Regions from separate parts of the Homo sapiens genome. Here region 2 is linked to region 1. Evidence: chromatin loops called from intact Hi-C (ENCODE). Cell type or tissue: sigmoid colon. All regions are shown on one strand. Each heading gives the region's core, and the rest is flanking DNA. Links, peaks and the distances in the headings are about the cores only.

Evidence for each region. A loop is a pair of places that touch in the nucleus more often than their neighbours do. Peaks named below come from ENCODE experiments on the same cell type or tissue, not always from the same donor. Only the 100,000 strongest peaks of a DNase experiment are listed, where the experiment ranks them.
Region 2: it touches region 1 in a loop (7-fold over the local background); 12 of 110 quality-filtered maps call a loop at or near these places.

Annotation. Positions count from the first base shown.
Region 1 is chr11:74,734,310-74,746,138 of GRCh38, forward strand. It overlaps the pseudogene RPL36AP38 and the pseudogene RPS12P22. Among named protein-coding and RNA genes, the nearest start is that of RNF169, 8.6 kb to the right of the region's middle. In sigmoid colon, for the core only: a CTCF peak has its summit at 5,657 (motif pointing left); a DNase peak (open chromatin) is centred at 5,672.
Region 2 is chr11:74,383,400-74,395,228 of GRCh38, forward strand. All of the region lies in intron 1 of PGM2L1 (phosphoglucomutase 2 like 1), which reads right to left. Among named protein-coding and RNA genes, the nearest start is that of PGM2L1, 9.1 kb to the right of the region's middle. In sigmoid colon, for the core only: a CTCF peak has its summit at 5,434; a DNase peak (open chromatin) is centred at 5,462; H3K27ac peaks cover 183 bases.

The sequences.
Region 1 (11,829 bases), core at 2,304-10,303:
GGGCAACAAAGTGAGACCCCCCCCCAACTTCGTCTCTACAAAAAGTAAAAAAGATAGCTGGGCATAGTGGCACGCACCTGTAGTCCTAGCTACTCTGAAGGCTGAGGCAGGAGGATCGCTTGAGCCCAGGAGGTTGAGGCTGCAGTGAGCCGTGTTTGCACCACTGCACTCCAGAGCAAGACTGTCTCAAAAAGAAAAAAAGAAAGAAAGAAAGTCTTTGTGTCTTCTGTAGAAATACTATTGAAGAGAGTTGTCTATATATTATTTAATACCCTTTTAAAAAGGAGACTGAATAAATTCTTCCAAAATCTAGTCAGGAAAAAAAAATGCATCTCCCCATAGCAGTTTGTTGCACTAAGAGTTTATCTGGCATCTGCTTTCTTCCTTCATAGCGAACTTGCTCATTGCCTGCCAAGGCAGCCCATTCCACTGTTGGACAGCTCTGTTAGAAAGTTCTTTATATTAAACTGAAATCTGATTCTCTGTGACTGCCTGTGTTGCCCCTCACTCTGTCCCCAGGGCTATACAGAACAAGCCAAGTCCTTTTGTCTTTTGAGAGCTCTCTAGAGATTTGGGGCAGAGAACCCCTCTTCCATACCTTCACCTTTACCAGTCTGGGTCCCGGGACCCCTCATGCCATATTAAACATTGTCTTCAAATGTGCCAAGCTCTTGGGCCTCCATGACTCTGCAAACACTGTTTCTTCGCCCTGGAATGCCCTCTCTGTACTCACTTTGATTTGTCTGGCAAGCTTACTTATTTTTCAAGGGTTAAGGTAATTGCTAACTCCTTCACTCATGCAACAATTATTGAGTGCAAATTCTGGGCCAGACATAGTGCTAGGTGCTAGGGACACAGTGGAGAACAAGACAGACACCGACACTTGTATTCTAGGTGCTCTGAATCCTCTTTGCTGGTCTCTGAGTTAGCTCCGTTCTGCTCCATACTTCTTTGTTATAGCACTTACTACATTGTATTTTCAATAGGTTTTGTGTCACCTCCTCTATAGTGAGTTCTTTGAGAACATAGACTACTATTTAATATCTTCCCTAGCCTTCAACACACAGCTTTGCACATATTTGCTGCTAAATAAAGGTTTGTTGAATAATATCCTAGTTCCTTCAAACAGTCCTCATGTGACATGCTATTTGTGACTAAAAGGCCACCTCCTCCGCCACAGGTTGCTTAATTATGTAAAATTACCATAGCGATAAGGATCATAGGGATCAGTGTCAAGGAGAGACTTAGCCTAGTCCGCTTAATTCTGTCCATAAGATTCTAAAAGAAGATTCACCACAAGAAGATTACATAATAGAGACTCTACACCAGTGGTGTGCTGGTAAATGTTTAACAACTGGTTCTCCAGGGGAAAAAAAGTGTTGTTTTTTACAGTTGCCAATGTCTGTGGTGTAAATACTCCCACTGTGGCCAATTCATGCTACCAATGTGACATCACTGAAAGCGCAGTGGAGAAGAGAGGCACAGTGAAATACCGTTATACAGTATTTCCTCCCTATCGACATAGTAGATGTAAATAACCTCAAGAACATTGAGAGTAGTAATTAGGAAGTGATGACTCAGTTTTTATTACCTCTGTTTTAAGTGTAACTTATTTAATTATACGTTATGTTATTTAATTTTTAGGAATGATTGTGTTCAATAACCAGCTTGCAACATTTCTGAAAATTTAACCCCTGGCTCTCCTTAGCTGGTAAAAGCCCCCTCTAGTACGCTGCTTTTACATGATTAGGTGCTGAAATGCAATGAACAAATAGCCTCTTTAAAGCTGAGTTCAGCCAGTGGTGGTGGCATGTCTGTAGTCCCAGCTTCTCTGGAGGCTGACGTGGGAGGATCACTTTGAGACCAGCCTGGGCAACATTGTGAAACCCTATACCATTTAAATAAATAAATAAATAAATAAATAAATAAATAAAGCTGAGTCCAATTTATTTACATTAGGAGGAAAGTCTTATTTAAAGGACCTTCACAGTTAATTTATTTGTGAACAATTCCTACCCTACTCTCACCCCTCAACTGGGTCAGTTACTCACCTATATAACAAACATTTATTTAGAACCTACTATCATTTTTGTATTTATTTGGCTCTCCAGATGTTGTGCATATAGTTGGCCTAAATAAAAATGTCTGTAGAATGGATGAATGAATCCTCAGCACCTGAAATAGTGCCTGATGCATTGTGGGTGCTCGATCAGTATCTATGTGAGTGAATGGATCTTCTTAAAGTGAGGCTCATCCGTATTTACATAGGTTTCCATATGGCTATGTGAATATTCCCAAGTCTTTTTTCTCCCTCATTGAGCCCTCTGTTCCCAGGACAATCTGTACACAGCAAGAGGAGGAAGTATCAGGAAACCAGAATGGGGAACACATAGCCCTTAATGTCAGAGAGCCCTCATGAGGAAAACTGAGTGGGGACATGGTGTCTTCAGCAGAAGACATGGAGTGGGATCATCATTCTTCTAGAGTCTTAAGCCCTGCCACTGGCCAGAGGCCTCCTCTACTGGGGCATCCTCACTTACCAAGTATCAAAGAGAGTGGACCTTGTTCTCTCACCTCCTCCACATTCAGGGGACTTTAGAAAAGCAGTTTGTTCTCAGAGACTTCTTTCAATAGGTCTGTGAGGATGCAGTTAGAGCACCAGAAAACAGTGCCATACAACTTGGGTCACGCAGTTGGAAGGTGGCAGGCACTGTGTCCACCTAAAGGTGGGAATGAAGAGCCACTAGAATTATCTTTTAAAAATGTAAATCAGGCCAGGCGTCATATGTCATGCCTGTAATCCCAGCACTTTGGGAGGCTGAGGTGGGAGGATTGCTTGAGCCCAGGAGTTTGAGACCAGCCTGGGCAACAAAATGAGACCCTGTCCCTACAAAAAACTTAAAAATTAGCTGGGCATGATGGTGTGTACCTGTAGTCCCAGCTACCTGGGAGGCTGAGGCAGGAGTATTGCTTGAGCCTGGGAGGTCAAGGCTGCAGTGAGCCATGATTGCACCACTGCACTCCAGCCCGGATGACAGGGTGAGACCCCATCTCTGAAAAAAAAAAAAAAAAAAAAGAAAGAAAAGAAAAGTAAATTAGTGAAGTCCCTTCTTTGCTTAAAACCTCTCCATTGCACTTAGAATAAAATCCAAAGGGTGGGTGCAGTGGCTCACACCTGTAATCCCAGCACTTTGGGAGGCCAAGGTGGGAGGATCACTTGAGTCCAGGAGTTTGTGACCAGCCTGGCCAACATCATGAGATCTCATTTCTACAAAAAATTAAAAAATTAGCCAAGCGTAGTGGCACAAGCCTGTAGTCCTAGCTGCTCTGGAGGCTGAGGTGGGAGGATTGATTGAGCCTGGGAGGTGGAGGCTGCAGTGAGCCAACATCGCACCACTGTATTCCAGCCTGGACAACAGAGCAAGGCACTGTCTCTAAATAAATAAATAAGAATAAAATCCAAATCATTTGCCAAATATGTAAAGCCTTCCATGCCCTGGCCCTGTCTACACTCTGACTTCAGACCACTCTCCCTGTGCTCACTATGCTCTAGTACACGGGCCTTCTTTCTGTCCCTGGGATACATCAAGCTGCCTGGTCCCTCCTCAGGGATTTTGCCCTTGCTAGTTCTCCTGCTTGGAATGCTCTTCCCTCAACCTTTTCTACAGATAATACTTCATTCAGCTCAAATGTCACTTCTTTAGTGATGTTTCCCTGGTCCAATCTATGTAATGATGCCTGCTTTTGAGTAATTTTCTATCTTATTGCCTTGTTTTCTTTCCTTTCTTATCATTCTCTGAAACATATTTTTCACTTGTATATTATCTGTCTCCCTCATGAGCACAAAAGCTCTGCAACAGCCTAGACTTTAATTTTTTTTGTTTTATTTTCTATTTTTTTTTTTTTTTAAAGACAAAGACAGCATCTCGCTATGTTGCTCAGTCTGGTCTCAAACTCCTGGGCTCAAGCCATCCTTCTGTCTTGACATCCCAAAGTGCTGGGACCACAGGTGTGAGACACTGCGTCTGGCTGTGGACTTTAATTTTTGATCACTGCTATATCCCTAGCTCCTGGAACAATGCCTAATACATAACAGATTTTTTTGTATGTGTGTGTGAACCTAACTTCAATATTTTATTGTCTTCACAATTAAAAAAAAGATGAAGCTTTGAACTAGGTCACTTGGCCCTTTTCTTCCTATCTCCCGCCAGTTTAAAATGCTTGCATCTCTTAATAGTCAGCCTTCTCTTAGCTCTGCAATTGGGCTCAATGCACTCAAGGCTCAGCACAGTCTTTTTTGTGGTTTTAACCTTTTTCTGGAAAATTGGCTTAGTCTGCCCACCCTAGCCACTCTGCTTCTTGTTATAATGCTGCTTTCCCTGGACATACAGTGGATCCTTACCCTTCTTGTACTGCGTCAGTTTGTGGGGTTGGTGCTTGCCTCACTTCTTACGGAAAGTCTGGCAGGTTTTAGGAATGTTCACCATGTTTGTAGGTGTGCTATTGATATAGAAAATGAATTTAAAAAAGAAAGAAAAGAAATGGAGGATGGAATATTTATCTGTGTTATCTGATTCATATGAGTAATGAACCCTAGATTCAAGACCCCAAATCCTTGGAATTCACCCACATTAGTATTTTCATCATCATTATTATTCCCCTTACTTTTATTATCATCTCACCACCATCATTATCAATAACAGCACTGCACGGCACATGGGAGTATTTAACGTTGTTGAATGACTGAATAAATGAATAGCAACTTTACAGCTGACCTCGGACTTCCTTTTTAGTCTTATTTACTCCTCCTCCTCTGCTTCAGTCCAACTTCTTATCTATACTGTGTGTAGCTACTCAGAGTCATTTTCACTGAACACATGCCTCCATGCCTCCTTGTGTTGGCTTATTCTGCTATTCTTTCTATTTGTAATTCCCATTTCCCTTCTCTGATGAGTTCTCATTCTTCCTTTAGGACCTAATTCTGTATTTCATCCAGGTACATAGTCACTTCCTCTTCTGTGCCTCCATATTGCCTTTTCTACATCACTGTTAAATGCTCATCTCTTAAATTATAGGTGTTGTTGTATCTGTCTCCCTCCCTAGATAGGGAGTATCATGAGGGCAGAGATGGTATATTTCATCTCTGTGTTATCAGGAACCATTATTGGACTTGCCATATAGCAGTTTAACAATATTTGTTGAAATCTTCCTTTTTGTATTGGGCATACAGGTTGCCTTGCAGAAGAGTGTGCTAGAGGAGAAGATGTACAATGTTGGTCAGAACATGGTCCCTTGCCCCAAGTTCTTACAATCTAATTGGGAGAGAATCTTTTCATAGAGATATAGCATTAAAACTCGATGTATTCTAGAATTAAATATGAGACTGGAGAAAGCTTGGTGTGGAACATGTGTAGAACTGGAGTAGTGAGTCAAAAGATTTGTTTTCTAGTTTCTACTTTACTAGTCACTCACTATGTGGCTTTGGCAAATTATTTCCCCTCTTTAGACCTTGGTTTTCTTCTCTTGAAACAAAAAGGTTTGATTAGAAGCCTTGGATGGTTTTTTAAAGCCAGTTATAGCTCTGACATTCTGATTCTGGAGTTTGGAAACTGGGTGGAGGAGACCGCGTAGGCTCAGTTTGCCCCCTGGTGGTCAAACTGAGCAACATCGCAGACCTAGGAGACGCCTGCAGGCATTTCCCAGGGATGGGATTGCAGAACACAGAGCCAAGTAAACAAAGAACAGTGGGACGATGACCATTCTAGTGCAGAACCCATCAGGTTTCTCGTTGATCACTAGTAGATTGGTATAGAAGCCTGTCTTCCTTCAGGACAAAGGAACTTGGGAGATCATGCTTTCTGTTCTCAGCCTCCAGCTGAACCCATCTCTCCCGTTTCTTTCCAAAGTAGACAAAGTCAATCTCTGAGAGGCTATTTTGTAGCTCCCCTGACTTTTTCTTCTGCTGCAATCACAGTGCTCTCTTCTGAGGCAAATCCTCCATTCTGCTCAATGTAACTATTCGTCTATTTATTTATGACAAGAAGAGGTTTTCACTCTTCTCATTCTTTTCCTGGGACAGGTCCATGACCCACTCCTTCTTGGAGACTTGGACCAAAGTGAAGGTAGTAGGATATCTTTGATGAGACTGGGAAAATAGAGACTCTGTGAGAATAAGAAATGTGATTTACGCTATAAAAGGTGAGCAATACTAGCAGAGAAAGTTTTGTCTTTTAGATATTTCACTCTGAGTGCAGTTGGGTAAGGCCATTTGCCCATTTCTTTTCCCTCTTATTCTCTATATCTTGAACCTAAGGGATTTCTTTTTTAAAAAATTTTTTAATGATAATTAATTCTCATCTTTTTTTATTATTATACTTTAAGCTCTAGGGTACATGTGCACAACGTGCAGGTTTGTTACATATGTATACATGTGCCATGTTGGTGTGCTGCACCTGTTAACTTGTCATTTACATTAGGTATATCTCCTAATGCTATCCCTCTCCCAGCCCCCCACCCCACGACAGGCCCCGGTGTGTGATGTTCCCCACCCTGTGTCCAAGTGTTCTCATTGTTCAATTCCCAACTGTGAGTGAGAACATGTGGTGTTTGGTTTTCTGTCCTTGCGATAGTTTGCTCAGAATGATGGTTTCCAGCTTCATCCATGTCCCTACAAAGGACATGAACTTATCCTTTTTTATGGCTGCATAGTATTCCATGGTGTATATATGCCACATTTTCTTAATCCAGTCTATCATTGATGGACATTTGGGTTGTGAACCTAAAGGATTTCTTAAAGCCACCTCTATCCTCTTAAAAAACAAAAAGAACAACTCTACACTATAAATATATACAATTTCTATTTGTCAATTAAAATTTAAAAAACAGCTGGGCATGGTGGCTCATGCCTGTAATCCCAGCACTTTGGGAGGCCAAGGTGGGCAGATCACGAGGTCAGGAGTTTGAGACCAGCCTAGTCAATGTGGTGAAACCCTGTCTCTACTAAAAACACAAAAAATTAGCCTGGCGTGGGGGCACGCACCTGTAGTCCCAGCTATTCAGGAGGCTGAGGCAGAAGAATCGCTTGAACCCAGGAGGCGGAGGTTGCAGTGAGCCAAGATCATGCCACTGAACTCCAGCCTGGGTGATAGAGCTAGACTTCGTCTCAAAAAGAAAAAAAATTAAAAACAACTAAATCAAAGAGGAAACTAATTGCTTGGAACTTGGGGCCAGAGCCTAGAGGAACAAGAATAGGGGCCCTGAGTGCAGGGAAAAGAGGAAGAAAGACTGAGGCGAGGAGAGGGAGGTGCAGAGAGGAGTAAGACTAGTTGCCAATTCTAAGTGGATTTATAGGCATCTGGAGGGAAAATGTAAAGCAATTAAAGAGGCCAGGCATGGTGGCTCACGCCTGTAATCCCAGCACTTTGGGAGGCCAAAGCCGGCGGATCATGAGGTCAGGAGATCAAGACCATCCTGGCTAATACGGTGAAACCCCTTCTCTACTAAAAATACAGAAAAATTAGCTGGGCATGGTGGTGGGCGCCTGTAGTCACAGCTACTCGGGAGGCTGAGGCAGGAGAATAGTGTGAACCTGGGAGGTGGAGCTTGCAGTGAGCTGAGATGGCGCCATTGCACTCCAGCCTGGGTGACAGAGCAAGACTCCGTCTCAAAAAAAAAAAAAAAAAAAGAAAGAAATTAAAGAACTATTTTGCCCCACCAATGTGCTTTTTTGTTAGTTAGAATATTTTTCTGACAATGAGTACTTTGAAAGTCACTAAACATAAAAGTGTAACTAAGGCGATAACATTCATTCATTCCACAGCAGCTGGAATATGTCAAACACTGTACCTAATGCTGTTCCTGCTCAAACTGGTCAGCATCTAGACTTTGTCTTCCGTGTTTGCTGCTGAATTCTTAGCACTTACATAATCCTGCCACATAGTAGGTGCTCAATAGATATTTGTTGAATGAATGAATGAATGAATGAATGAACATTAGCTGCACCATACTTTCTCCAGTAATATCTCAACTCTGGGGGTGGGATGAAGCCTGCTTAGATTCTTTTTGTTATTCACTGATAATTATAGAATCGAGATTTATCCTTATAGAATACAAATCCAGGCTAGGCATAGTGGCTCACGCCTGTAATCCCAGCACTTCAGGAGGCCAAGGAGAGTGGATCACTTGAGGTCAGGAGTTTGAGACGAGCAGGCTGGCTAACATGGTGAAACCCCGTCTCTACAAAAATACAAAAAAAAAAAAAAAAATTAGCCAGGTGTGGTGGTGCATGCCTGTAGTCCCAGCTACTCAGGAGGCTGAGGCAGGAGACTTGTTTGAACCCAGGAGGTGGAAGTTACAGTGAACCAAGATTGTGCCACTGCACTCTAGCCTGCGTAACAGAGCAAGACTCCATCTCAAACAAACAAACAAAACCAAAACAAAAATCCATATGTACCAATCCCTTGGGCCAAATATTAAATCTTTCAATTACTTTAGGTTTAAATGAGAGAGGTATATGGTTGCTTAGCATGACACTTGGCACGTGGTAGTTGCTCAATAAATTCTAGTTTCTTTTCTTCTCCAGTTTTCTAGTCTCATCTCCAACCTGATGTTCTAGCCACATCAAATTCTTTGTCAGTCCCACACAGGTCCCAAACTTTTATGCCTTTGTGCCTTGGCTCTTATTTTCTCTCTGCTTTCCGTTGTATCCATGTGGTGAACTTCCTTCCCTCAGTCTTTAAAAACGAGCTCAAATGTCCCCTCTTCTGTGAAATCTCCTGAACTTCCTCTCACCTTTGCTCCCTGCTTCCATGGCATTCTGTTTATGTCTGTTGTAGCCCTTGCAATTCTTCTATAACTCTTCTGTTTTCTGCTATATTTTTTTCTACTTTTGCCCTTCTGTTAGGTTTTGACTTTGAGGGGGCAAGGACCAAGTCTTATTTGTATTCATAGAGTGTTTGGAAAGAGTCTGGAGGAGGCTGGGCAGATGACATGACAAACACAGATGGAGGGATTAGATTTGCAAAAGAATTACCTAGGCCGGGCGCAGTGGCTCACGCCTGTAATCCCAGCACTTTGGGAGGCCGAGGCAGGTGGAGGTCAGGAGATGGAGACTATCCTGGCTAACACAGTGAAACCCCATCTCTACTAAAAATACAAAAAATTAGCCGGACATGGTGGCGGGCACCTGTAGTCCCAGCTACTCGGGAGGCTGAGGCAGGAGAATGGCATGAACCCGGGAGGCAGAGCTTGCAGTGAGCCGAGATCGCGCCACTGCACTCCAGCCTGGGCGACAGAGCGAAACTCTGTCTCAAAAAAAAAAAAAAAAAAAAAAAAAAAAAAAAGAATTACTTCTTCCTCTGAAACAAAAGGGAAGGAACTGAAGATGAATAAAAGTAAGAAGGTAGCAAGAATCTTTAAAGCAAAATGGAAGGGGCCAAATCTCAGGGGGAGATCTGACTTGAGGGAGGAAGAGCACAGGAAGAAGATGCTATCCAAAGAGGACAGGTGGCACTGGTGTGGTCTGAGGGGCTTAGCCTTCTCCTTTTTAGATGTGTAAGGTCTCAGGATGGACTCAGCAGCACTTAAGCTGGAAGGAGAGGTCTTGGGCTTGCAGGAAGAAACAGCCTTGTCTCCACCTGGAACTAGGCTGAATGGCCTTGCTCATATCTGAGTCTTTCAGTCCAGCAAGGAGAAGCTGGAGCCATCAGCTAGAGGGAAGTTTTGTAGTGATGTGGATGAGGAGTGAGGAAGGGGTAGTGGTGGGGTGGAACCATGCAGAGCTATCTGGGTAGAGGTGCTATGAGAAGGATGGTAGGGAATTCTGACAGCAATGCAATCCTCAGAAAGCAGCTGGAGGGGAAGCATTGGTACCTGGGGCTGCACTGCCATTTGTTCCAGTTGGCATCGTGCATTAAAGGGAGTCTGTGAATCCTTCTTCCCATGGTGGTCTGTGGTGCAGGTGGGGCCTTAGAGAAAAGCTATTTGGGCTTGTTCTACTCTAGGCTGTTGGCTTAAGCTTCTTGTATCATTTTATAATCTACCAAGCACCCTTGACAACCATTTTTAGGCGACACTTCAAAAACAACAAGCTAATGTCTCAGTTAGAGTACTTTGATGTAAACAACAGAGACTGTGAGTCATTTAAGAAAAAATGAAATTTACTGAAAGGATACAAAGAGTTGACAGGAAAACTGCAGCATCGGATATGGAAAATGGGCTGTAACCTAGGCAGGCTCGGCAACGGGAACCACAGCCAAGTCTGTGTCTCAGGTACAGCCTGGCATGGCCACCCTCATCATGGCAGGGCCACCCCCCTCAAACCCCACCAGGGCCCCACTGCTGTTGCATACCTACTGTCTCTGTTGCTATGAATAATTCTAAAATTGTCTCTATGTTTTCATGTCACTTGCTGAAGATGCCAAGCTCAGAGAATAGTGGCCAGGTGGCTGAGCCTGGGTCATGTGTCACGTCCTAACTGTTAGGGGGCAGGGAGAAGAATATCCCTTCAGGTTCAGCTTCCCTAGCCTCATCAATACTATATAGAATGGGGAATTCCCTAAATAGAAAGGAGGTTTGGGCCAGGCACGGTAGCTCATGCCTGTAATCCCAGCACTTTGAGAGGCCGAGGCAGGTAGATCACTTGGGCTTAAGAGTTCAAGACCAGCCTGAGCAACATGGTGAAACTCTGTCTCTATAAAAAATATAAAAGTTACCTGGGTGTGGTGTTATGTGCCTGTAGTCCCAGCTACTCAGGAGGCTGCGGTGAGAGGATTGCTTGAGCCTGGGAGGCAGAGGTTGCAGTGAGCCGTGATTGCTTACTGCCCTCCAGCCTGGGCAAAAGAATGAGACCCTGTCTCAAAAAAAAAAAAAAAAAAAAAAAAAAGAGAGAAAGAAAGGAAGGAAGGAAGGAAGGAGGGAAGGAAGGAAAGAGGTTTGGATGCATTTTTGTCAGTTTTCAATTTTCATCACAATCCCAGGCTGCTAGGCTTGAAACTTTAGAATCATCCTCATTGTTATTAGCTTCCCACATAGTGAGTGGCTCTCCAGATTTCTTAGGTGTGCCTTGCTCTCTGTCACCACTATTGCTTTTAGTAAGATTACTCAGCAATGGCATAGAGGAGAGAAGAGGCTGGAAATTGGAAGTTGGACTTCTACAATGTTAGTGCTGGAATGGTCCTTTGAATTTATCTATTGTAGTGGTCTTACCTAGGAGTATTCATTAGAATTCTTATGGCACTAAAAAAAAAAATACACAGCCTGGTATCCCCCACCTGGGTTTCTGGGTTCACTAGATCTGAGGTGGGACCTTGATATATACAGGTGTTTCTGAGGTGTGTCCCAGGTTGAGAACTGATGACTTTCTTTTTTTTTTTTTTTTTTTTTTTTGTGAGCCAAAGATTTATTTCTTCATTTCTTGCATTTGAAATACTCTTCGATGACATCCTTGGCCTGAGACTCCTTGCCATAGTCCTTAACTACTACACAACTGTAACCAACCACTTTATGGGGTTTCCCCTCTCTGTCAATTTTACAGAGGCCTACCCATTCTCCTAGTTTCTTGTTGTCATCAACCTTAATTAGGTTGATTTGGTGTTCAGCACAAAGGGCCTCCACCAACTTGACATACATAGGCTCATCACAGTTGGATGCAAGCACACAAAGATGGGCTTGGCGCTTGTCTAAGACTTTGGCAGCTTCGCGAATTCCACGTGCTAGGCCATCGTGGATGAGGGCGGTCTTCAGCACCTCTTGTAAAGCAGTATTAACCTCCATTACACCTCCAGCAGCAATGCCTTCCTCGGCCATGGCAGTGGGTTACGGGTGAACCTG
Region 2 (11,829 bases), core at 1,391-9,390, 350 kb before region 1:
TAATCAAGGAGAAAAGTTTACAGAATACAAATTAACCCCAAACTCTTATTTATTTAAAATTTTACTTTATTTTATATTCCAGATACATGTGCCAGTTACATAGGTAAATGTGTGCCATGGTGGTCTGCTGCACCTATCAACCCATCACCTAGGTATTAAGTCCCACATGCATTAGCTATTTATCCTGATGCTCTCCCTCCCCACGCCTCCCAGACAGGCCCCAGTGTGTGTTGTTCCCCTCCCGGTGTCCATGTGTTCTCATTGTTCAGCTCCCACTTGTAAGTGAGAACATGCGGTGTTCGGTTTTCTGTTCCTGTGTTAGTTTGCTGAGGATAATGGCTTCCAGCTCCATCCATGTCCTTACAAAGAACATGATCTCAATCCTTTTTATGTATACATAGTATTCTATGGAGATATATAAATAAATATATATATATATATATAACATTTTCTTTATCCAGTCTATCACCGATGGGTATTTGGGTTGATTCCATGTCTTTGTTATTGTGAATAGTGCTGCAATGAACATACGTGTGCATATATCTTTATAATAGAATGATTTATATTCCTTTGTAACCCCAAACTCTTAACCTGTGGATTAATGTCATTCATCAGTTTAGGAAATTTCATAGTAACTATCTCTTTCCTCTCCTTAAGAGATTCCAATGAATAGCATGTTAGACCTTTTCCTGTATCATCTTATGTCTCGTAGCCTCTCTTTTACTCCCCCACTCCCCCCGCATCCTTTTGTCATTCCATGCTTTGTTCTGACTATTTTTCACTGACCTATCTTGTAGTTTGTTAATTCTCTCTCTGATTCCTCTCTAAAGTGTTGTTAAATTTGTTCATTGAATTCTTAATTTTGGTTATTGTATTTCTTCAGCTTCAGAATTTCTATTTTTAAAAATTTACTTTTTGTATTATTTTCATTTCTCCACCAATTTTTTTAACTTATGAGATTACTCTTACTTCTGCTCTCTGCTCAATTTTAATCTTTTTTAATCTTCTTGATCTTGACAATCTTAGTTATTTTAAAGTCTACATTTGATAAATATAGGAGCCCTTGCCGGTCAGTTTGCATTATCTGTTGTTTCTGCAGGTTCTTGTTTATGTTGACTTGCTTCCTTATATGTTTGGTTATCTTTGACTCTGTACTATTATATTTATATTATTTTTGTAATATTAGGTATTATATTTAAAATATTATTAGTAGGAATAATTTGGAAACTAAGATGAAGCTACCTCCCTCCAGGAAACTTGTTGTTGTTGTTGTTTGTTTGTTTGTTGTTTTGCTTTTCTTAGGCATCTGAAAGCACTAGCAATCTAGGTTCACTTTAATCCAATTTCCAAGCCATCCAAATGACTCAAAACTGGAATATAGTCTGTATGCGGAGTGTTTACTTTGAGTTCACCAGTATTCACAGGGCAGCCCTTTGGACTTCTAACCTAAAGTAAGAGTGTTTTCAGGGTCTCCACCCGCAATAGGGCCTAGATTCCAACTTTTGTCCCGCTATACTAGCAAGGCTAACAAAAAGACTGACAATCTTCTTAGCTGCCTATCCTGATCAATAAATGTGCCCTGGGCAAAAGTGGCCCCCTAAATACTAAACTCAGCTCTCTGAATTTCTGTCTTCTTCTAGATCATGGCCTGGAATTTCCTTCTTCTTCCAAATCTTAAACTGGAAACTCTTGACTAACATTAAATAACACCTTCAAACAGATTTTTAAATCTATATTTTGTCTGTTTTTTCCAGTTGTTGGAGGAAGATTGTCCAAATTACCTCATCTGTCATTTCTAGAAGCAGAAATCTTTCTATCCTACAACACTGCACTATATAGTATGGCTTTACTACACTTAACTTACATGTACTCCACTATATGTATTTAGCCCTGCCTCCTAAATATTAAAATTGTATTTTGTGTATGTGCTCTATTATATATGGCACATTACTACATATGTTACATATTCTCATATATTACTGTGTAAGGATAGATATTTGAAATCATGTATCTTGTAGTTCTTGGACAATTTAAGGGTTTACAAGGGTGATTTTAAAATTTTATACCATTATCATTATTTATTGACTTTGGAATCTAACTCCTAAGTAAGACAAGACTCCATTATACCAGAAATGTTCTCATACGGAAGTTGCCTATTTGGGATACTACAGAACATGTTTTTATTCTGAGTAGGAGCTTAAATAAGATAATATCTATATTTCTGTCAACTGAGATTCCATAGTTTTATGCTTAATTTAACGTATACTCAGACAAAAGATTCATGGCTTGATGTTTAATGCATATTTTGAAATGGCGAAAATACTACCAACAGGAGAACCCTGCCCATCAGCATAAAAACCACCAAGAAAGGAAACAATAATATGCTTTTTCTTTTTCAATAAAGCCCAAATTCCATATTCTTCTGAAATTAGGCTACAATTATGGTCTGACAGCATTTCCCAGAAGTTAAATATCTCTGTATCATGTATATGTCATCTTTACATGTTATAGAAATAATCTAAGGGAAAAAATTATATGCAAAATGATGCTGTCAGCATTATTCAAAATAGTTTTTAAAAATCAGAATACTTTAAGACATCCAGCAAAAAGGAAATGGTTAAATATGATATATTTACCAAGTGAAATACTATGCTGTCAATAAAATTATAATTATGTTCTACGTGATAAAAATTACATATATAAATTCAAAAGACAAACTGAGAAAAAAACATTTGTAATACATGATACATCAAAGACTTATTTCTTTGGCATTAAAACAGGAGAAAAGATTAATAACTCAATAGAAAAGCTAGCAAAAGATATGAATAGTTCATAGAAAAGGAAATACAGCTATCTTTTAAGTATATGAAAATATACAACCTCACTTATAAGAAAAATGGAAATTAAAGCTAAAATAAAATATAGTTTTTATTTTTCACAATGGCAAAGAAAAATATTTGATACTGCATGGTAGAGTCAAGAATTTGAGAAAGCAGGCACTTTTATATATTATTGGTAGAATAATACATTGGTGCACACTCTCTGTAAGGCAATTTGGCAATATCTGTCAAAAAAAAAAACTTTTTTTTTTTTTGAGGTAGGGTCCCACTCTGTCACCCAGGCTGGAGTGCAGTGGTGCCATCACAGCTCACTGCAGCCTCAACCTCCCAGGCTCAAGCAATCTTCCCACCTAAGCCTCCCAAGTAGCTGAGACTATAGGCACATGCCACCATGCCCACCTAATTTTATTTACTTTTTGTAGAGATGAGGTCTCCCTATTTTGCCCAGGCTGGTCTCAAACTCTGGGGCTCAAGCAATCCTCCTGCCCTGGCCTCCCAAAATGCTGGGATTACAGGCATGAGCCACCACACCCAGCCTCCCACAGTTATCTTCATTTAAGTGAAAAACAAAATGATATTTTAACTGAAAAAGAAAATCAAACAAAACCCTAGTATTCCTAGATATGCCTTGGTTACTTTGAGGAAAGGAAGAAGGGAGGAAAATGGAATCAGAGAGGTGGGCATGTGAATTTAAATTATAATTTCTTTCTTTTAAAAGATGTGATTCAAAGTTAGCAAAATATATGATTTAACGAAATGGGAACTATCATTTTCTGTCTTTTTAAAAAGAAGACAGAGATCAATTTGCTAGTGAGTCTTATGGCTTCTTTTCCTGATTTTCTCACAAAGCAAACATCCTTATGTAAAACTTTTATATCTACATTTCTATGAGAGTTTCCAGGATCCCCTCCACAACTCCATTCCATCTCATCCTAATTACATGCTGCAGCCAGATTAATCAGCCAAGAATCAGCAATAGAGTTCAATTCTCATTACATCAAATGTAAAAATTAGAAAGGTTGGGGTCAGATCCCAAAGGGCAAAGGAGTTTGAAACCTTCTTGGATTCAAATAGTCCCCTCTCTCTACACTTCTCTGAGCCTGGGTTTGTGCATAGGCTTAAAAAAATGGAAATAACTACCTCAAACAATCCTTGGGAGAATTAAGAGACTTTCTACATGAAAGCATCTAGTAAGTACCATGTCTGGTACATGATCACTCATAAACACTAGTTTTCCTTCACCTATACTTACTCACCATAGTAGCACAATACATACGCTATACTTAAGAAATCTGTTCATGGTTTCTGCATGCCTCCTGCTCAGTTTCATTTCCCTGATCAGTGTCATTTTCCATTTTATGATTCTACTGTGCCCATTTTAAATTTTTGCCCCATATCCATTATCTATTTGTATCCTACTTACCCTTCAAGTCCCAGCTCAAATTCTACCTCTTACAAAAAATCTTCCTGACTTTGAACTCCTATTGCCCTTAAAAGCCAATGTCAGACAGTTAACCACTTAATTTTTATTTATATTTTAAATTTTACTTTATTATGAATTACAGTAACACATTTCTCTTATTTTAAAAATACTAATAATACAGATAAAGCTGCAGACATCATTGACCATTACTTTCATTCCCAGACCCCACCTTTAGAGGTGCCGCTTACAGCTTGTAATACATTCTTCCAGACCTTTACTACACATCTACATACTTGTAAAATGCAGTTTTGCTTTAACTCTTTTTTTACATATATGGCATCAAATTGTACATGTTGTTCTATAACTTGCTTATTTCATGTATATCTTGCACAGAGGGCCAAATACTGCATGATTTCACTTATATGAGGTATCTAAAATAGTCAAATTCATAGAATTAAAGAGTGGAATGATGGTTGCCAGATGCTGGAAGGGAAGGAGGAATGGAGAGTTGCTAAGCAAGAGGCATAAAGTTGCAGTTAAGCCAGATGAATTCATTATAGAGATATGCTGTGCAGCACTGTACCTACAGTTAACCATACTATATTGAATACTGGAAAATCTGTTAAGAGGGTAAATCTCATGCTAAGTGTTCTTAATATGATAAAATAAAATTAAAAAAAATATAAACCTATACACCTATGTATCTATATCTCTCTTTATATCTATATATCTTGGAGGTCCTTTTAATACATATAGAGCCATGCTATTCTTTTCACTCCAGAGTGTTCCAGTTTATGTCACCATTTATTTATTCATGGACACTTAGGCTTTTCCCTCATTTTTACCTATATAAATAATGAAATATTTCAGAGAGAAAATGACGTGAAAAAATTCTGAAGCAGAAACACAACATAAAACCATTACTTACGTTAAAGAGGTTTTCTAACAAGGTAGACATTAAAATGTCTTTGAATCAGAGAGATATGGTATTTTTCATTTACCATATTATAGTCTTCATACTCTTTAAGGCATTAAATATGACCATTTCCATTGTTTTGTTTGGTAAGATACACTCCTCATTAAATGACTTGGTGTAAAAGATCTCATGAGGATTGGTGACACTATCTCACTGCCTTCCTGTCTATTCTTCACCAGCATAGAACATTTTCTCCATTAACTCCCGATACTAGAGGGCAGCAGCCTCAGTACTAATTAGTAGTAATGCAGACCACAGTTGACTAATGAAAACAATACTCCTTCAGTAAAATCTGCACTAAATTACTAATCAACCTTTTATTTTGAGGGAAAATATTTCTAAAAAGCCAAACAGACATAAATTAGGTAAAAACAGGTTTCTCCATGAGACAAGCCAATTGTGCTGTCTCTCCAAAAGGAAGGATGAAAGAATTCTGATTTAGATTATCCAGGGATTATCATTGAAATCTAAGCTAATGTAACCAGGTGTGATGGCTTGTGCCTGTAGTCCCAGCCACTCCGGAAACTGAGGTGGGAGGATCACTTGAGCCCAGGAGGCTGCAGTGAGCTATGATCACACTGCACTCTAGCCTAGGTGACAGGGTGAGACCCTGTTTCTCTACAAAACAAAACAAAACAAAAACCCTGAGCTAATGAAATATAATAAGATGTATATTCTTTTGTTAATTCAATGTATCTCACAAGTAAAACCTGGAAGAATCAAATGATGATAAATTCCTTTTTATTAGATTATCCATATTCTTTGATTTTTTTAAATAAGAGGAGAGGAAGAGACAGGAAAAATACTTTTTTAAAAATTTATTTTTTTTGAGATGGAGTCTCGCTCTGTCACCCAGGCTGGAGTGCAGTGGCGCGATCTTGGCTCACTGCAGCCTCCGCCTCCCGGGTTCCAGTGATTCTCCTGCCTGTCTCCTGGGTAGCTGGGATTACAGGCAAGTGCCATCACGCCCAGCTAATTTTTTGTATTTTTAACAGAGATGGGGGTTTCACCATGTTGGCCAGGCTGGTCTCGAACTCCTGACCTCAGGTGATCCGCCTGCCTTGGCCTCCCAAAGTGCTAGGATTACAGACGTGAGCCACTGCGCCCGACCGGGAAAATAATTTTAGATCAAAGACATATCCGAATAGGTTTCTAACGGCCTTGTAGAAAACTTGAAGGAACTGGCCGGGTGCGGTGGCTCACGCCTGTAATCCCAGCACTTTGTGAGGCCGAGGCGGGCGGATCACGAGGTCAGGATATCGAGACCATCCTGGCTAACATGGTGAAACCCCGTCCCTACTAAAAATACAAAAAAAAAAAAAAAAAAAAAATTAGCCAGGCGTGGTGACGGGCGCCTGTAGTCCCAGCTACTCGGGAGGCTGAGGCAGGAGAATGGCGTGAACCCGGGAGGCAGAGCTTGCAGTGAGCCGAGATTGCGCCACTGCACTCCAGCCTGGGCGACAGAGCGAGACTCCGTCTCAAAAAAAAAAAAAGAAAACTTGAAGGAAGTAAACAAACAGCTTTTATGAAAGAAAAAAAAAAAAACAGGGCAAAGAAGTCCCCCAAATAACAAACAGAAGTGCTAGTCTACCTATTTTGAAAACTGTCAGGTGAGACAGGAAGAGCTTTCAAATATGAATCACTCCTTTTCAAATATATCTATGGAAAAATTACTACACTGTGTAGTTTTTCCACACCATCTTCTTTCAGTAAGCAATCTACATTTAAGGTTTCTTCATCTTTTCACAGCTTGATAGCTCATCTCTTTTTGTGGCTTGACAGCTAATTTGTTTTAATCACTGAATAATATTTGATATGCAACAGTTTGCTTATTCATTCACCTATTGAAGGACATCTTAGCTGTTTTCAGTTTCAAGTACATTTTTAATTTGAAGAAATAAAAGTATAAAGATTTTTGGGTCAAGATGAAAGACTTAAACACTTGTCTCCCCTCCCTGAGAACTTATTACAGTGATAGTAAAGGAACGAAAGGACTAAACCTACAATGTAAAAAGAACTGGAGGAAGGGATCAGTGGGTACTGAAGAGTAGATGCAATTTCCACGTACAAAAAGTAGCATGAAACAAAGTGCAATAAGCCCAAACCCAAAATAACTTGATAACATGTACATTTTGTTCTATAATCAAAATGAAATCTTGTCTTCAACATGGATGAACTATGAAGACATTATGCTAAGTGAAATAAGCTAGTCATAGAAAGACAAATATTGTATGATGCCACTTATATGAGGTACCTAGATTAGTCAAATTCATAGAAACAGAAAGCAGAATGGTGGGTGCTAGAGGCTTAGGGGACGAAGAAATGGGGAGTTATTTAATGGGTACAGAAATTCAGTTTAGCAAGATGAAAAAGTTCTGGAGATCTGTTTTTCTTTCCTTAAGATCCATCAATTAATTGTTCAAAATGATGCCCCATTTTAGTTGGCTTCATTTTTAGACCATAACTTAACTTACTCAGCTTTGTCTTTCCTTGCTTATTTGGGTCCTTCATTCTTTCCTTCCCTCCCTCCCTTCCTACTTTCTTCCTGTTTTCCTCCTCCCTCCCTCCCTTCCTTGGGTAACTGCTTTTTCTTTTCTGTTCTTTTTTTTTTTAATGTTGTTGACCAGAAACAACACGCCATCTTCACCATATTACTAACATCTTCCAGCTTTTTACTATTTATGGCATAGATGCTGAATTCTTTTTCAAGATATATTTCTGGAACCCCAGTGTGGATCAGTACACTATTTTCATCTAGGATTTCTTTACATTGGATTTCTGGGGAAGTTACTCCACATCAACTTCCTCATATTTCCTATTTCCTTTTGCTATGTTTCCTCAACTTTAACGTCTATATTTTCTATTGCATTTGGCAGGGGTGGGGTGTAACGTTTTTTTCTTAATTTCCAAGAGCTCATTATTGTTTCCTGTTCCTTTTTCATAGCATATTTCCTTATTTGATGGAATAATTGTCTTATTTAATCAAAAAACATTAAGTTCTTGTGTTCCCTGACTTAACTCAGTTTTTTTCCTGTATCCATTGCTTTACTTATTTTTCATGCAGCTTATTTCCTTTTTATAGTTTGATCGTTAGTTAGTTATTAACATCAATAGATTTTTAGCCGCTGGTACCCAACATTCTGTTTTCTGTTTCTGTGTATTTGACTACGCTAGGTACCTTATATAAGCTGGTATGGGTTTTCTCTGTTTTCATGTATACAATATGTTTTCTGCCAGTCTCCTCTTAAATAGAATGGCCAGTTGGAAGCCCTGTTTGTTAGTTGCACTTATTGTCCTGCAAACTTTGCTAGCATTAATTATATTGTTTAAACTTTTGAAATAACTAATGCTAATAGCATAACTATCAAAATTTAGGAGACATAGAGAATAGTGAGTGAATTCCCATTTTTTATAGCACAGGGATATATTTGACAGATAATATCTAAAGCTTTAAAATACATCAAGAAATAGTGCTTCTAGTATATTACTTAGTCTTTTCATGGTAACCACAAAAATAACTAAAAAGAAACTTAAAATGACTTATAAGGAGCAAACTGAGGAAAAGAAGAGGCAGTTAGGATCATTGTTTTCCATTATAATCCCTTCTGTACTATTTTTTAAAATCATAAGCATGTATTTCTTCAAAAAAAATAAATTGCAAATAAAATGATGAAAACAGGAGAAAATGTAGGAAATTTGGAAGTATAAAGAAAAAAATGAATTTGAATTCTAAAAAGAAAAATTCAAATATTCATTTATATGTACTAAATTTCTTGGACAGAAGGAGAATACTGTGTTGCCAAGGAGACCAAAGCAACTGTTCAGCTCTTAAAAAAAAAAAATCCATGGCAATTTATTCTGCATAATATTACATCCTACTCCAGCTTTATAAAAGCCAATAAAATAGTTTTTTTTTTTTTGAGACGGAGTCTGGCTCTGTCGCCCAGGCTGGAGTGCAGTGGCGCGATGTCGGCTCCCCTGCAAGCTCCGCCTCCCGGATTCACGCCATTCTCCTGCCTCAGCCTCCCGAGTAGCTGGGACTACAGGTGCCCGCCACCTCGCCCGGCTAATTTTTTGTATTTTAGTAGAGACGGGGCTTCACCATGTTAGCCAGGATGGTCTCGATCTCCTGACCTTGTGATCCGCCCGCCTCGGCCTCCCAAAGTGTTGGGATTAGAGGCGTGAGCCACTGCGCCCGGCCAGCCAATAAAACAGTTTTAATGAGGGCCTTGAAACTTAGTTTATGTTGTCACTAACATTTATTAAACATTTGGTTTATGGAGTCTACCCTAGTGATAAGAATACAGTAAAAGTCAGATGACCTAGGTTTGAGTCCCAATTTTACCACTTAAAAGCCGTATCTCCTTTAGCAAGTCACTTTTCTTTTATGAGCTTAAGTTTCTTTACTTGCAAAATTGGGGATAACTACTACCTGCCTAACACACTGTTGCTATGAATAGCAAATGAGACTTAACAGCATTTTACCAAAGTTGAAACACTACAAAAATAAATTCAAGGAATAAGGACTAGCATTTCCCAAAAGTAATAAAGCCATATGTGTATACTGTGTACTCTTCATTGATTAAATGCCAAATTCAGTATTAGAAAAATGTGAACAAAAAATGTTATATAAACTAGTATTATAAAAATTGGATTGAACTAGGTGGCAGATCCAAGCTCCCATCTAAGCTCCCCAACTGGATAATGTCCACAATTTCTTTGGGTCTCTACGCAATGACCCTGGAGTAGACCACCTTTGTACAGGTATGTCATAGGTGTATTTCCCATCACATAATGATGACTTAAAAGGAAATTCACTCACCATCTTTTCTATCTGGGCTACATTAGGAGGCACAGAAAATCATGTGAGTGACATTGGAAAAAAAACTTCTACCATTAGACTAATGTGTGAATCACTGGCTTAGATTGAAGTATTTTATTTCCATTTTCAGGCTTTTTATAAGCCTACGCTACCTTGAACTTTACATGATACTCTTTCTCAACGCAGACCTACATTCTGAGACCACAGTGCTCTACTTGCTATTTCTTAAAATGCCGTGGCCAATTCCTGCCTCCACATCGTTGTTGATATATAGGAAGTTCAACACCTTTGTGACAGCTGCTATAGCAGGCTGAGCAGCTCTAGCCTGTGTCCCAGCTCTATTCCCCATCCAGCCACTGACCCCATCCACTTTGCCAGTGCCTAACATCTTACATATAGGACTGCTTTTAAAAAGAAAATTCACAATGGATAAAGAACAGGACATATTATAATGAGAGAACCTGCTTCTGGGCCAGCAAAACTGGTCTATAATTTGACAGAATGTAAGAAAGCACTGAAAAAAAAAAAACTAGGAAGGAGGTGAGTGACTTAGCCCTAGAGCATAGAAGGAGAGAGCACTGGTAGTAGAGTCATCTGTTCGCTGCCTGGAGGAGAAATGCCTTGATCTAGGACTTGTTGGGTTCTAATGGTAGGACAGTCCCATTGTGGAGATGTGTGCATTTACTTATTACAGGTTGATGCTGTTAAATGTTTGTGTCATATATCTGACTCCCTGTGATTTGATTTCATGACCACCAAAAATCTTCTTTTGACTTCTCCTATGGTGCATCTAGAAAATGCCCTGAATAGAAACAAATCTACTTAGCTATTACATCTGTACCATACATTAATAAAACATTCTGAATTCAGACATCAGTTTCTGTGGCATTGGGCACAGTGAGTACATCCTGAGACAAGGTAGGCTAACAAATTAGGCTGAAGGCTCAGGAATGGAAGGTCACATTCTGGACTTGTAAATTTACCAACAGAAAGCCACCCCTTAGAAATTACATGGAGTACCCCAAACTGCCCCAATAAACACCTGTCTTGTTGCATTGTTTTCTTTTTAACATTTACACACACACCTGTGTGTATTTAAGCCCTTCAAGACATACTAAAGCCCTTCTATGACCTGGTCTTTACACATCCTTCCAAAATTTTCTATGTACCCTGAGCAACAGCAGAAATAAAAGTTCTTAATACACACATTAAAATTTCTCTCTATGCTTGTCATAGTTCTCCTTATGTTAGCAAGTCTAATTTTAACTAATTCTGAAAGTTCAAGCACAAATAACATTTTTTCATAAAGACTTTTCAAATACACCAACCGAGACTAAGATTAGTAATTTTAGTGACCAACGCAAGTAGCAAATTGACCTCTAATCAATTTAAAACTTATTATATGCCTCATCTGAGTCATGAAGAATTGGTGGCATTTGGTTCCTTTTTTAATTAAATAGGTATTCATCAGGTGTTAAAATCAGTTTCTCTGTTAAAAGACTACATATGCCATCAATATATAATGTAAGAAATGCCATGAGTCTGATCTTATTTTACATTTCTGCACTCTAAATTTCAGTGCCCTGAGACAGTCTAGCTTACCTATAGTATCAATCTACAGTAGATACAATTTCTCCATTAAATGTATTCTCTCCTATTAAGAGAGGATCAATGAAGAAATTTATTATATTTATTAAATAATTAACAAATTACTTAATCTATTCCTCTGTTAAGGATACTTATTACTTGCCCCTATTATTTATGCTTT